Linked DNA regions of Homo sapiens: regions 2, 3 and 4 are each linked to region 1. Evidence: chromatin contacts called from ENCODE Hi-C or POLR2A ChIA-PET data. All regions are on one chromosome and are shown on one strand. Each heading gives the region's core, a stretch centred on a gene start or an enhancer-like site at or near the end of the contact. The rest is flanking DNA. Distances are from core to core; before and after follow the strand shown. Region 1 holds the start of CIRBP (cold inducible RNA binding protein). Region 2 overlaps CFD (complement factor D). Region 3 holds the start of ARID3A (AT-rich interaction domain 3A). Region 4 holds the start of MBD3 (methyl-CpG binding domain protein 3).

Evidence for each region. Hi-C counts contacts between places; a loop is a spot of excess contacts on that map. ChIA-PET counts read pairs that join two places held with the same protein, here RNA polymerase II (POLR2A). Pooled maps may share reads with other maps.
Region 2: a loop to region 1 is called in a map with no recorded cell type, with 7 times the contacts of the local background. The contact joins the enhancer-like site here to the promoter of CIRBP in region 1. A Hi-C loop is called at or near these places in 1 of 37 single-sample maps with no recorded cell type and 7 of 50 pooled maps. POLR2A ChIA-PET finds 5 or more read pairs at or near these places in 12 of 52 experiments (A673, BJ, CD4-positive, alpha-beta T cell and 9 more).
Region 3: a loop to region 1 is called in a pooled map, with 4 times the contacts of the local background. The contact joins the promoter of ARID3A here to the promoter of CIRBP in region 1. A Hi-C loop is called at or near these places in 5 of 37 single-sample maps with no recorded cell type and 9 of 50 pooled maps. POLR2A ChIA-PET finds 5 or more read pairs at or near these places in 9 of 52 experiments (A673, AG04450, BJ and 6 more).
Region 4: a loop to region 1 is called in a map of A673, with 4 times the contacts of the local background. The contact joins the promoter of MBD3 here to the promoter of CIRBP in region 1. A Hi-C loop is called at or near these places in 3 of 168 maps with a recorded cell type or tissue (A673, CD4-positive, alpha-beta memory T cell and naive thymus-derived CD4-positive, alpha-beta T cell), 5 of 37 single-sample maps with no recorded cell type and 16 of 50 pooled maps. POLR2A ChIA-PET finds 5 or more read pairs at or near these places in 13 of 52 experiments (A673, BJ, CD4-positive, alpha-beta T cell and 9 more).

What each region holds. Positions count from the first base shown.
Region 1 is chr19:1,267,881-1,271,038 of GRCh38, reverse strand. CIRBP (cold inducible RNA binding protein) reads right to left here and starts at 1,707. Exons shown (of 6, transcript NM_001300829.2): 1 at 1,629-1,707; 2 at 3-111. The coding sequence starts at 105. CIRBP-AS1 (CIRBP antisense RNA 1) reads left to right here and starts at 779. Exons shown (of 2, transcript NR_027271.1): 1 at 779-1,214; 2 at 2,649-3,158. RefSeq lists silencers at 1,091-1,400, 1,451-1,610, 1,821-2,030.
Region 2 is chr19:862,746-865,245 of GRCh38, reverse strand. It overlaps CFD (complement factor D), which reads right to left. Exons shown (of 5, transcript NM_001928.4): 5 at 1,605-2,154. The coding sequence ends at 2,008. Among named protein-coding and RNA genes, the nearest start is that of CFD, 4.3 kb to the right of the region's middle. Within about 2 kb of position 1,250, at least 8 of the 41 ENCODE cell types and tissues checked have a DNase peak (open chromatin) inside an H3K27ac peak, as active enhancers do.
Region 3 is chr19:924,605-927,762 of GRCh38, reverse strand. It overlaps ARID3A (AT-rich interaction domain 3A), which reads right to left and starts at 1,728. Exons shown (of 9, transcript NM_005224.3): 1 at 1,704-1,728. RefSeq lists silencers at 759-951, 939-1,178, 1,599-1,668, 1,759-2,688, 2,779-2,868 and an enhancer at 794-1,554.
Region 4 is chr19:1,591,171-1,594,328 of GRCh38, reverse strand. It overlaps MBD3 (methyl-CpG binding domain protein 3), which reads left to right and starts at 1,464. Exons shown (of 7, transcript NM_001281453.2): 1 at 1,464-1,807. The coding sequence starts at 1,698. RefSeq lists enhancers at 1,024-1,073, 2,451-3,158 and silencers at 1,324-1,393, 1,464-1,513, 1,674-1,973, 2,114-2,213.

The DNA.
Region 1 (3,158 bases), core at 458-2,957:
ACCTTCAGAGATCTGTCCGTACTTTGAGAAGACCTGCTCCAGCGACTGCTCATTGGTGTCAAAACTCAGCCCTCCAACAAAAAGTTTGCCTTCATCTGATGCCATGGCGGCCTGTGGCAGACACCAATGAAATCCTCAACAGGGGTCATCTCTCACCACCTCTCCCCGCTTCCTATTTTATGTAAATGACATGTGTTTTTTAGGGGAAATATTAGAAAATCAGATTTTTATTTTTCATTATCTCAAACTCATACCTAGGACTTATTTTTTTGGGGTCGGGGGCAGTGTGTCTAACTGTCACCCAGACTGGAGTGCAGGGGTCACTGCAGCCTCCACCTCCTGGGCTCAAGCAATCCTCCTACCTCAGCCTCCCAAGAAACTGGGACTGTAGGTGTACACCACCACGCCTGGATAATTTTTTTAAATTTGTTTTAGTAGAGATGGGGTCTTGCTCTGTTGCCCAGGCTGGTCTGAAACTCCTGGGCTCAAGCAATCCTCCCACCTTGGCCACCCAAAGTTTTGGGATTACAGGTGTGAGCCACCGCACCCAGCCACCTAGGACTTCTTAATTCAAATAATTTACTCCATCCACCCCCAAGACTGAAGGCAGGCCGCACCCATTTCCACAATGGGTGTCTCCCTTCCCCCACAGCCTTCCAGTTGTGCCCTGGGCAGGACTGCACTCTCAGGTTCTCCTATTTCCGAACGGGTGCCAACTCCTACCCTAACCAACTGACATCTACTTGTTGCTGGACCAGAACGTGCTTCTGCTCACTGTAAAATGCCTCCTGAGACTGGGGGGGGGGCTGGCTGTCAGGGAGGCCGCCCCGTCCTGGGGGGCACCTCAGGGCAGGTACTGACTTCCATAGCCAGGACCTAGGCCGGGAATCGGGAAGGGATGGCCCCGGAAGTGATAAGGCAGGATTTCCAGGCAGGGGAAGTGGCATTTAGGAGAACTGGCTATTTAAGGGGGCGGTCAGTGCTGACACAGACAAAGCATTCACTGGCTGGGAATGGCCGCCACCCAGTGGCTCTGAGAACTAGACTTGGAAGTCTGGCACTGGGAGCTGTGCCAACTTGGACCAAACTTTGGGCGCAAAGCACGACGTGGCAGACGAGGAACCACACTAGAACGGGCCACGCCTACCCAAGATTTACGAGGCCGTCCTTTCCCTCATGCAATCGCAATGGGAAAAGGAGGAAACTAAGGCTCGGTAAGCAAAAGCGTTGGTGTGTGGATACCTCCAGCCCCAAGGCCGGGAAAGCGGCCCTGGAGACCGGGGGCGCCACGTGGCCCCGCCCCCGCCGCGTGCGCATGCGCCCCGCGCGCACCCTGCGCCACTCCATCCGGGAACTCGGCGCTCCCGCCATTTCGCTGGGCACAGCCTCGAGCTCGCGGCCGCCATTTTGCGGCGGCAACCGGGTCGCCGGCGGCCCGGACCGGCGGGGAGAGGCCCTCTGGCCGCTACTCGGCCCAATCTCCCGCTGTCCCTCGCCGCCGGCGGGGCGGACTCCACCCCGGGCCCGCCCCCTCCCAGGGGCGTGCCGCTGCGGCCCCGCCTCGCCTGGCCGCCGCAGGCCGCCCGCCGCCCCGAGCTCCTCGGAGCCGGTGCAGCCAGGGCCCTCACCACTGAGTCGGGCAGGTCCCTGACGCAAGCGGGAAGACAGCGCACCACAACGACCCGAGCCTCCTAACGCGCGAGTGAGGGGGGGGCGTCCCCGAGCCCGGCCTTATATACGCTTCCGCCGGGCCCCGCCCCCTACACATCCTGGGCCAATCAGAGGGCGCGCCTGCGTCTTATATTCATGAGCTGGGGGCCGAGTCTATCTCGGTTCCGCCCCCTCCCGCGGACTGGTGTCGGGCTCGACTATTGGCCGAGACGTTTGCAGTCCGCAGTCCTCCACCCGCGCTCGAGGGGGCGTGACCAGCGCGCGGCGGGGCGGGGCGGGGCTGACCCAGTTACGCGTGCCTGCTCCCTGGCCTGCGGCGGGGAACAAATGGGCCTCTAGCCCCGATTCCCAGGCCTCAGGCCTCATGGGGACTTCTGGGTGTCACTGGGACCCCGACTTTGCCTGTGCTCCAGCAGTCCCGACATAACAACCTAGCCCAGATCCCCTACCCAACCAAGACCCGGCTGTCAGACATCCCAACTTCATCTGAACCCCGACACCTGTCGTGATATTCTTGCCAATACAACCGACGTCCCAGTTTTCCCAGCACCCCAGCACTCCATTCCTGCCATCAACCCCATGCCCACCAAAACCCCAACAGAGACAACCCCATTCATGCGAACCCCAATATTCGCAATCCCAATTCTTCCTACATCGCCACACTTTGGTGCACCCCAACTTTACGCAACCCAGTTTGCCTACAAACTCCAACCCGCACCCAAGCCTAACTCCCACTGGAACCGCGATTATCACGGCTGGGTGCGTGGCCCACACCCCCACACTCGCCTGGCCGGATAGTGTTGTGCGTCCCTGCTGTCGGGTGCAGGCGGACACCCCGAGTCCCCACTGCACCCCAGCACTCCGCCCGGCCCTCGGCCTCCCCTCCCACCGTGCTGCACAGCAACGGCGCACTCGCTCCCCACGCGGGGCCAGGCCCACTCTGCTCCTCCACCCAGGCCTTTTCTCTCCTTCCACAGGCCTCCCCTACTGAGCCTGGTTGGCGGAGGGGAGTCTTAAAGCCGCCGCCATCTGGAGAACCAGCTTTACAAGGACCCTCACTCACTACTCTTCGGCGGCCCCAAAGCCTCTGGGGGGCCCTCTATGGCCACCACTTGCTCCTCGCCCAGGAGTCATCTCATGCCGCCGCCTCCCCCAGCCCTGGTGGAAGAAGCCAGCGCGGACCCCTGCCTCTCTGCCCCAGAAAGTCTTCGGAGGGATGACCCTCTGCTGACAAGCTGGGGGAAGTTGGCGTACAGAGACCCCCGCTTTGCTGCTCATCCCAGGGAAATCCCGGCCCCACTCCTGACCTCAGACTCACTTCCACCCTCAAGTGGATCGAGGTGGGGGTAGCCAGGGGCGCTGTCTCCAGTGACAAGGTCTCTGGGACCCCTCATGGGCTCAAGACCCCCTCCCCCAGGCAGCAGCTGTGTGATTCATCACCACCCCCTCTGCACCTCGGGCCCCCCCACTACAGCCGCCCCACTCCC
Region 2 (2,500 bases), core at 1-2,500, 410 kb after region 1:
ACGTCAGTGTGATTCCTAGGTGAGTGTTCCATAGCCCCAAAAACACCCAAGCACAGTGTTCATCAATCCATCCCCCCTTTTCCCAGCGGACCTGCCTCTCAGATCATCAGTCTTTTTTTTTTTTTTGAGATGGAATCTCGCTCTGTCACCCAGGCTGCAGTGTAGTGGTGTGATCTCCACTCACTGCAACCTCCACCTCCCGGGTTCACGCCATTCTGCCTCAGCGTCCCGAGCAGCTGGGACTACAGGTGCCTGCCACCACGCCCGGCTAATTTTTTGTATTTTTAGTAGAGACGGGGTTTCACCGTGTTAGCCAGGATGGTCTCGATCTCCTGACCTCATGATCTGCCCGCCTCAGCCTCCCAAAGTGCTGGGATGACAGGCGTGAGCCACCGGCACCCGGCCCATCAGTCACTTTTTCTTTTCTCTTTTTTTTTTTTTTCTTTCTTTTTGAGATGGAGTCTCCTTCTGTTGCCCAGGTTGAAATGCAGTGGTGCTATCTCGGCTCACTGCAAGCTTCACCTCCTGGATTCAAGCTATTCTCCTGCCTCAGCCTCCCAAGTAGCTGGGACTACAGGCATCCGCCACCACGCCCGGCTAATTTTTTTGTATTTTTAGTGGAGATGGGATTTCACCGTGTTGGCCAGGATGGTCTCAATCTCCTGACCTTGTGATCTGCCCGCCTCGGCCTCCCAAAGTGCTGGGATTACAGGCATGAGCCACCGCGCCTGGCCCATCAGTCTTTTTCTACGATAGCGCCTGGCTGCCCCTCCACCAGGTGGGAGAAAGGGCACAGGGCCTCAGGTGTCCTCCCTGGCCTTGCCAAGAAGGGTGACCTGAGGTCCAGGGCCTCCAGCAAGCAGGTGCCGCTGCTCGTCGTCCTGGTGTGGGTCTGGCCGCACCCAGGGTGGTTTGTGAAGGCAGGCTCCGTGGCTCTGGGCTCCAGTCCAGGCTGTGTCCTGGAGCTTCTGTGTAAGGTCAGGAGAGTCGCACAGTCCCTGTGAGCCTCAGTTTCCCCTTATGGGATATGGGTCATAGGAACACGGCCTCGAAGGGTTTCTGTGCACCTGAGTCTCAGCCCACAGCCTTGCACACAGAAGACGCTCACATTCCCCTTGGTAAGCAAAGGGAAACGGTATGAGCCAGACCAGGAGGGGACACCCATGCCTGGCGGGCCTTCGCGCGTGTGTGTGTGTGTGTGTGGCAAGGGCGCCGCCGTGTGGCCGCGTCAGCCCCACGGAAGCGCTGGACCCGGAACTTCGCTGTATTCTCCGTTCTTGCGCTTTTATCTGTAGCTTCCCGCGTTCCTCTTTTTTTAATGTTTCTGTTTTTGTTTTGAGACAGAGTCTCGCTCTGTCACCCAGGTCGGAGTACAGTGGTGCGATCTCAGCTCACTGCAACCTCCGCCTCCCGGGTTCAAGCTATCCTCCTGCCTCAGCCTCCTGAGTAGCTGGGGCTACAGGTGCCCACCACCACGCTCAGCTAATTTTTTTTTGTATTTTTAGTAGACACGGGGTTTCACCATGTTGGTCAGGCTGATCAGGAACTCCTGACCTCAAATGATCCGCCCGCCTCGGCCTCCCAAAGTGCTGGGATTACAGGCGTGAGCCACCACGCAGAATTTTTTTTTTTTTTTTGTAGAGAGAGACAAGGTTTCACTCTGTTGCCCAGGCTGGAGGGCAGTGGTGCAATCACAACTCACTGCAGCCTCAGCCTCCTGCGTTCAAGTCATCCTCCCACCTCAGCCTCCTGAGTAGCTGGAACTACAAGCACCCACCTCCATGCCCGCCAATTGCCCAGCTAATTTTTTATTTATTTGTAGAGATGGAGTCGCGCTACGTGGCCCATGCTGATCTCGAACTCCTGAGATCCAATGATCCTCCCACCTCGGCCTCCCCTTCTGCATATAGTAGGTGCTCAATAAAGACCAACCAGATGCAGGAGTGGATGACTTCATTGCTCGGGACTTTGTTGCTTGGGTGACCCTGACCTTCAGGCCCCGGCACCCTAGGCCAGGACGCTGTCGATCCAGGCCGCATAGCTCGCCACGCGGGTGTAGATCCCGGGCTTCTTGCGGTTGCCGCAAACGCGCGAGCCCGAGGTGACCACGCCCTCGAGCACGCCCCCGCACACCAGCGGGCCCCCGGAGTCACCCTGCCGGAACAGGACGGGGCCGTGAGGGGCGGCCCGCGCCCACCCCGGCCTCACGTGTTAGACCCCCTCACCTGGCTGCCGCTCCCGCCCCACAATGCTCGCTCATCCCTCCCGTGTTAATTTGGTCTTCACTAGTCAATAGCCCCGCGCCACGCCTATCGCCTAGGCCACAACCACAAGCCACGCCCCTCTAGGCCCGCCCCCAGCTCCTGGCCACACCCCCTCTGGCCTCAACCTCACCACGTGTTCCCCCGACCCCACCCCGCTCCAAGCCCTTTCCAGTATGGGGGTCCCACACCTCATTCCTGCTCTTCCAAGCTTTGACTTGCCGTGGATCCCACTTCTG
Region 3 (3,158 bases), core at 479-2,978, 340 kb after region 1:
TGGCGGTCCGGAGGCCACCAGGGCGGCACCCAGCCCCCCATCCCCAGGCTGGAGGTCACCCCCCACCCACCCAACCCAAGAAAGTGCTGAGGGGGCATTTCTGACTCAGGGTCTGGTCGGGTCTGTCGCCCCTCCCCCACCTGGGACAACTTCAAGACAAGGCCCCCCCCACGGAAGAGCTCCAAGCAAAGCCCCCCCTCTTTGGGGGCACAGAAGGAAGAGGCCAAAGGAAGCCACTCCCCCCACCAGCCCGCTCCGAGCCCTGCTGGGTTTAATGACCCTTCCGGGTCGCCGGGTGGGGGAGGGGAGCAGGACAGACCTCCACGTTGGGGCCGGTGGAGGGGGCAGGTGGGGATCCCAGATTCCCCCCTAGGTCAGGGCTGGGTGCCCCCCCATCGCCGCCATAACCCTAAACTAGCTACGCCCACCCCCTTCAGACCCCTCCCCCCAAGAGCCCTTTGTCCTCGACCCCCACCCCCATTTTATGACAGCCCCAAGGGAGAGGCTGGGACGGGGCGCTGGGTGGTCGTTGGACCAGGCAGGGGTGGGGGGCGGAGGGATCCTGGGCCACACCCTCCTCCCCCCAGGCCTCCGGAGAGAGGTCACCCGCTCGGCGCGGGCCTTGCAAAACATGGTTATTTAAAGAGTTGTGCAAGGCCCCGGGCCCGCGGGTGGCGAAAGGGGCCCCTCACTCCACGAAGGGAAGAGGAGGGGGAGGGGCGGGGCAGAAAGCTGGGGAGGGGGCTAAGAAAGTCCTGGGTTGGGGGGGCCTGGAGGAAGTGAGAAAAAAACTCAAGAAGGAGAAGAAATAAGAAGACAGAAACCCTGGTCCGGATTTCAAAGGCTTCTTGGAAAGCGGCCGATTTGCATGGGGGGGGGAACCCCTCCAGCCCGAGCGCCTAAAAACGGAAGATAATTGAACCCGCCGCCCGGGGCCGGCGCCGAGCGTTGGAGTTGACAAACGCGCGCTCCCAGCGCTTCCTGCGCCCGCTTTTGTGTCTGGGGGGCCCTGAAACGGGTCAGGGGGCTCTTCCTGGGTATCCCCGCCGAGGAACCGGGCGCCCGGGCCCAACCCACCCCGGCGCCCGGGGGCCGCGGTGTCTCCCCCGGGGGCCCCTCTCTGCGCTGGGGCGGACACTTTATAAATAAACCAGCCCGGCTGGGGAGGCTCGCCGGGAACTACCCTCCCTCCTCTCTGGGCTCCCGAATAAATCCCTGATTTCGGGGAGAAAGAATAAAAATGAAATAAAATATCGGGGTGCAGCCCCCCGCGCGCGCGCAGAGACCATTTCCTTCCGCTGGGGAGGGGGGGGCGCGCACTCGCGACCCCCGATCGCCCCTGCTCGCCCCTGAGCGATTGATCCAGTGGGGAGTGAAGTCTCCAAGCGGGGTGCAGAGAAAACTCCCCGAACCCCAGCCCGCCAGGGCCGCCTTCCCAGTCCGGGACCCCCACCAACATCTCCGCCCAACTTTGGGGACCCCCTTCTTTGGCTTCCAGGACGCACTGCGCCCACCCCGGCACCGGAACCCGCGCTGGGAACGGCCAGCGCGCTCCCCAGCCTTACCGCGCAGGGCGGCTCGTAGTGGGGCGCGCGCCCCGCGCCTGGGGTCGGCCTGCCCGGGCCCGCCTGGCTTCCAGCCGCCGGTGCGCGCCGCTGGCTCCCGGCCCCCGACCCACGGGGCTGTGCCGCGCGCCGACTCACCGAGCCGCCAGCCGCGTCCGCGTCTACACCCCTCCGCCCGATTGGTAAGAGGCGCCCCGCGCGCGGCCGGCCCCCGCCCCGCCCCTCCCCCACCCCCAGACAAATCACCAGGGGACGAGTCGCTCTCGGATGCAAATACCTGGCCGGTGATTCAGCGCCGCGGCCCGGGCGCGGGAGGGCCTCGCCAGGGCTCCCCACTTTTCCCCGCACGCCCCCTCGCCCCCCTCCCGCGGTCTGACGACGCGCAACCAGCCCGGGGGCGCTGGGGAGCCGGGCAGAGTGGACGGAAATTTTCAGGTCGCGGCCCCTTTAAAGGATAATAAATAATAAACGGGAAGGGGAACAGCGCCGCGGGAGGCCCCGCCCCCGGCCTAGGGACGGTGGGCAAAGTGCGCGACGCGGCCCCAAGCGCAGAGGGTGCCGGGGGCAGGGGCTGGGGCGGGAGCGCCCCGGGGGAAGAAGAGGGGACTGACTGGGGCTCCGCCTGGGCGGGCTGGCCGGAGGCATCGGAGCCAGATCCGGGACCAAGTCTCTTCCCTTCTTACGGAGCACCTACGCTGGGCCTCGTGGACTCGGAGTTTCACCTTCGCCCCTTAGACGGAGAGACCCTGAGAGAGTGACTTCACTCTCCGGAGCCGCCGTTTCCAAGTCTGAGAAATGGGCTTGAAAGACCCGGTGCAGAGCTGGGCGGGCGGCGTCGGAGGGAGGGAACCAGGGTCCCGCCGGCCTCCCTCTGGGGAGGGACGGGCTGCAGACGGGGGCTCGGCGCGGGCGTGGGGAGGTGCGCGCTGGGACCCGGAGCCCCTTTGTGAAACCAGGACGACCCTGCCCGGCCCGGCTGTCACCAGCGTCGGGAGCTCGGCTGCCCACCACCCCCCCGTGAAGGTGGTGATGACTTACACGGTCTGAGCGGTCGCTTGCCCAACCACGTGCCCCGCGCCTCCCTCCAGGGAGGTCCCTGCACGTCTCCAGCCCTCACTCCTCTCTGTAGTTGGCAACCTTCTTGTCGCCACTGCGCAGAGCAGGAAACTGAGGCACCGAGCGGGGTGCAAGGAAGGCGGTCGGGAGGGGGACGCGTGCTCTGCAGGGAGCTGTGTGCGCGGGAAGCGACCCCAGGGGGCTAAGCGCAGAGGCCCAGGCTCCAGCCCGGACGTGAGCCCCAGGGGAGCCTGGAGGGCGGGCAGGGGCCACCCCGGGGGACCCTCACTTGTGGAGGGTCTCTGGCGGGCTCGGGTCCCCGGTCCTGAGTGTTGGGGGCGGGGTTGTAGTCGTCTCCCTCCCCTTTCCCTAGACTAGCACACGGCATTGCAACTTTCTCTCTGTCCTTCCACCTAGTTGCACCTCCTCCCTCCACAAAACTGCAACCGGGGCCGGCGCGGTGGCTCACGCCTGTCATCTTAACACCTTGGGAGGCGGAGGTGGGCGGATCATCAGAGGTCAGGAGTTCGAGACCAG
Region 4 (3,158 bases), core at 215-2,714, 320 kb before region 1:
CGAAAATGTGCCCGTTCCGTCGGCCGCTGTGGCTCACACCTGGAACCCCAGCACTTAGGGAGGCCGAGGTGGGCGGATCACTTGAGGTCAGGAGTTCGAAACCAGCTGGCCAACAAGGTCAAATCCCATCTCTTCTAAAAATTCAAAAAAATTAGCCGGGCATGGTGGTGGGCGCCTGTAGTCCCAGCTACTTGGGAGGCTGAGGCAGGAGAATTACTTGAACCCGGGAGGTGGAGGTTGCAGTGAGCCGAGATCACGCCATTGCACTCGAGCCTGGGCAACAGAGCAAGACTCTGTCTCCATCAGTCAGTCAATCAATCAATAAATGAATGTGCCTGTCCTACTCCCTGGAACCTGCAGCTAAAGGGACTTTGAAAATGGGACGAGATCTTCAGATGGGAAAGCATCCCAGATCGGGTGGACCCAATGTCAACAAAAGAGTCCTTAGAACCAGGACAGTTTCTCCAGCTGGAGGCAGGGGAGCACAGCAGCTAGACTCAGTCCTTGAACACCTGTGCAGGCCCGCCCAGCCCTAGCCTTGGGAGCGACGCTGTCAGGGGGAACTGATGGGGGGCAGCCCACCCGTTTCCATTTCAGGATCCCTCTGGCTGGCTGGGGAAGGGGTTAAGGGGAGACAACAGGGGGTGGGCGATTCCGCAGGAAGGTCCTGGAACTCTCCCGGCCAGAGATGGTGGCTGGACTAAGGTGCAGGGGGTGGTCGGGGAGCTGGGGGGGGGTGCTCAGATTCCTGGATTTTGAGGGTTCAAAAAGCAGCTGGACGGGGCGCAGTGGCTCACGCCTGTAATCCCAGCGCTTTGGGAGGCCGAAGTGGGCTGATCACCTGAAGTAAGGAGTTCGAGTCCAGCCTGGCCAACATGGTGAAATCCCGTCTCTACTAAAACTACAAAAATTAGCCGTCCGTGGAACCAGCTACTTGGGAGGCTGAGGCATAACAACTTGAACCCGGGAGGCGGAGGCTACAGTGAGCCAAGATCGCGCCTCTGCACTCCAGCCTGGGTGACAGAGACCCCGTCTCAAAAAAAAAAAAGCTACTGGAGGGAACTTGGGGGCGTGGAAGGGGTGGTCACGGGGGAAGTCCCCCAGATTTGGACGCTCGTAAAAAGCTCGGAAGCTGGGAGACCAGGAGGGCGGGGAAGTCGAGGTCCAGTCACTGGGCCAGAGTCCCCAAGACTTGGGCTGGAGAAAGGTCGGAGGAAAGGACCCCACTAGTCCGAAAGCATGTCCCCGCGCACGCGCACCAGGCGGCCGGCAGAGACAGGGCACAGTAAAAGGAGCCGCGCGGACTCCGGGCACAGCTGCTGGGCACTGGCAGCTCGCAAGGCACAGCGCGCAGGCGCGCACGCCACTTAAGGCCCCGCCCCCTCCCAGCGCGCTGATTGGCGGGGCCGTAGAGGGGCGGGGGCATGGCGCCGCGGCTGCGCAGCGCGGGGCCCCGCGCGGGCGGGTGGGCGGAGCGGGCCCCCCGAGCGGGGGCTGGCGAGCGCGGGGAGGGGGCCGAAAGGGCGGCAAAGCCGGCGCGCGCCCGGCTGGGGGCGGAGGGCGGGGGCCCGCGGGCCGGAACAGCCGCGGCAAGTGGCGGCGGCGGCAGCGGCAGCGGAGGCAGCTGAGGCGGCGGCGGCGAGTGGGGGTCCGGGCGGCGGCGGCGGGCCCGGCGGCGGGCCGAGGAGCCGGGCGCAATGGAGCGGAAGAGGTGGGAGTGCCCGGCGCTCCCGCAGGGCTGGGAGAGGGAAGAAGTGCCCAGAAGGTCGGGGCTGTCGGCCGGCCACAGGGATGTCTTTTACTATAGGTGAATGAGCGCGCCGGCCGCGCAGGGCCTCAACGGGCTCCTCCCAGCGGCCTCTGCGGCGGCCTCGGCGCCCCTGCCCCGGGCCGCGGCCTGGGCCCCGCGCGTGCGTCGTGCGTGCGTGCGTGCGTCTTGCGTGCGTGTGCGCCCGGCGCGCGGAGGCCCAGTGCGCGTGCGCCGCTTGTTGGGCCGCATGGCTTTCGGCCGGCCGTTCAGGGACTGGCTGCCGGACGGCGACTGCGGCCTTTGTTCGTGCGCGCTGGGCCAGGGGCGCCTGGCGGCGGCCAGATGCTACCGGGGGGCAGGGGTGGAGGGTGGGCTGTCCCTTTGGTTCCCGTGAGACGCAGGGGGTGCCTTCTTGGGGCGCTCCTGGGGTGGCGCGGAGCCCGAGGGGGTGGCCAGCCGGGATTTCGGGGAGCAGGGCTCATGGGCGGATCGGGGAGGGCGTGCGTGAAAATACGGGTTCTTGGGCTCGCCCCAGTCCTGGGAATAAGCGCCTCAGGGTGACTGGTCTCCCACGCAGCGTTGCTTTTTTTAAAGGTATTCCCCTTGACTCCTTCCGAGGCCTCTGGTCCTCTTGGGTCGTGGCCCCCTCAGGGTGGAGACCTGAGGCTTTCGACTTTCCGAGCCCACCTAACGGTAGTCTTTGCGTGGATGTTACTGGTGGTGGAAGGCTTTCAGAGACCCCCCCGTCCCCAAATTGGAACAAGGCGCTGCTCTGAAAGGTCGCAGGGAACCCCCTCCGTGGAACAAAGACTTAGTCGCCTGCTGCAGCCAAGTCCCAGACAGTCGGCCACCTGCTGTTTGTCCTCTTTTTTTTTTTTTTCCTGGCTCGGGAAAGATGCTTTTGATTCTGGGCCAGCTTTGATTGCGCCCTCCCCTTGGTTCAGTGTCCCGTGGCGCCTTCAGGTCCCCCAGGAGGGGAAAGCGGAGGACGCCTGCCATGTGCCGAGCACCTGGGTAAAGGGGGGTGTGCGGCTGGTCCCCCTTTTTCCCACAGCTCGGGGTCGTGGGCAGGAGACCGCCCAGGTGAGGGCGGGTGGTTTCCACGAGCCAAGGAGGGGCAGAACGACCGCTCCGTCCACTGTGCACTTCGGTCCTCTGTGGTTCTTGACTGTCCCGGTTTGGGGAGATAAAGTGAGAAAAGTGAGCGGGGAAAGGATGGCTGTGATCAGAAGCAATGTGTGGGGCCTCGTCCTGCAGGAGGAGCTCAGGGACTGGTTCCTGGAAAGTTGGAGGACAGCAAGAGAGGGGAAACTTGGTCCCCAAATGTGTACCCTTATGAGCTGGAACCCTGTACACGTCCTGAGATCTGCAGTGACACATGCTGAAATCTGGGAGGGCAGATGACGGG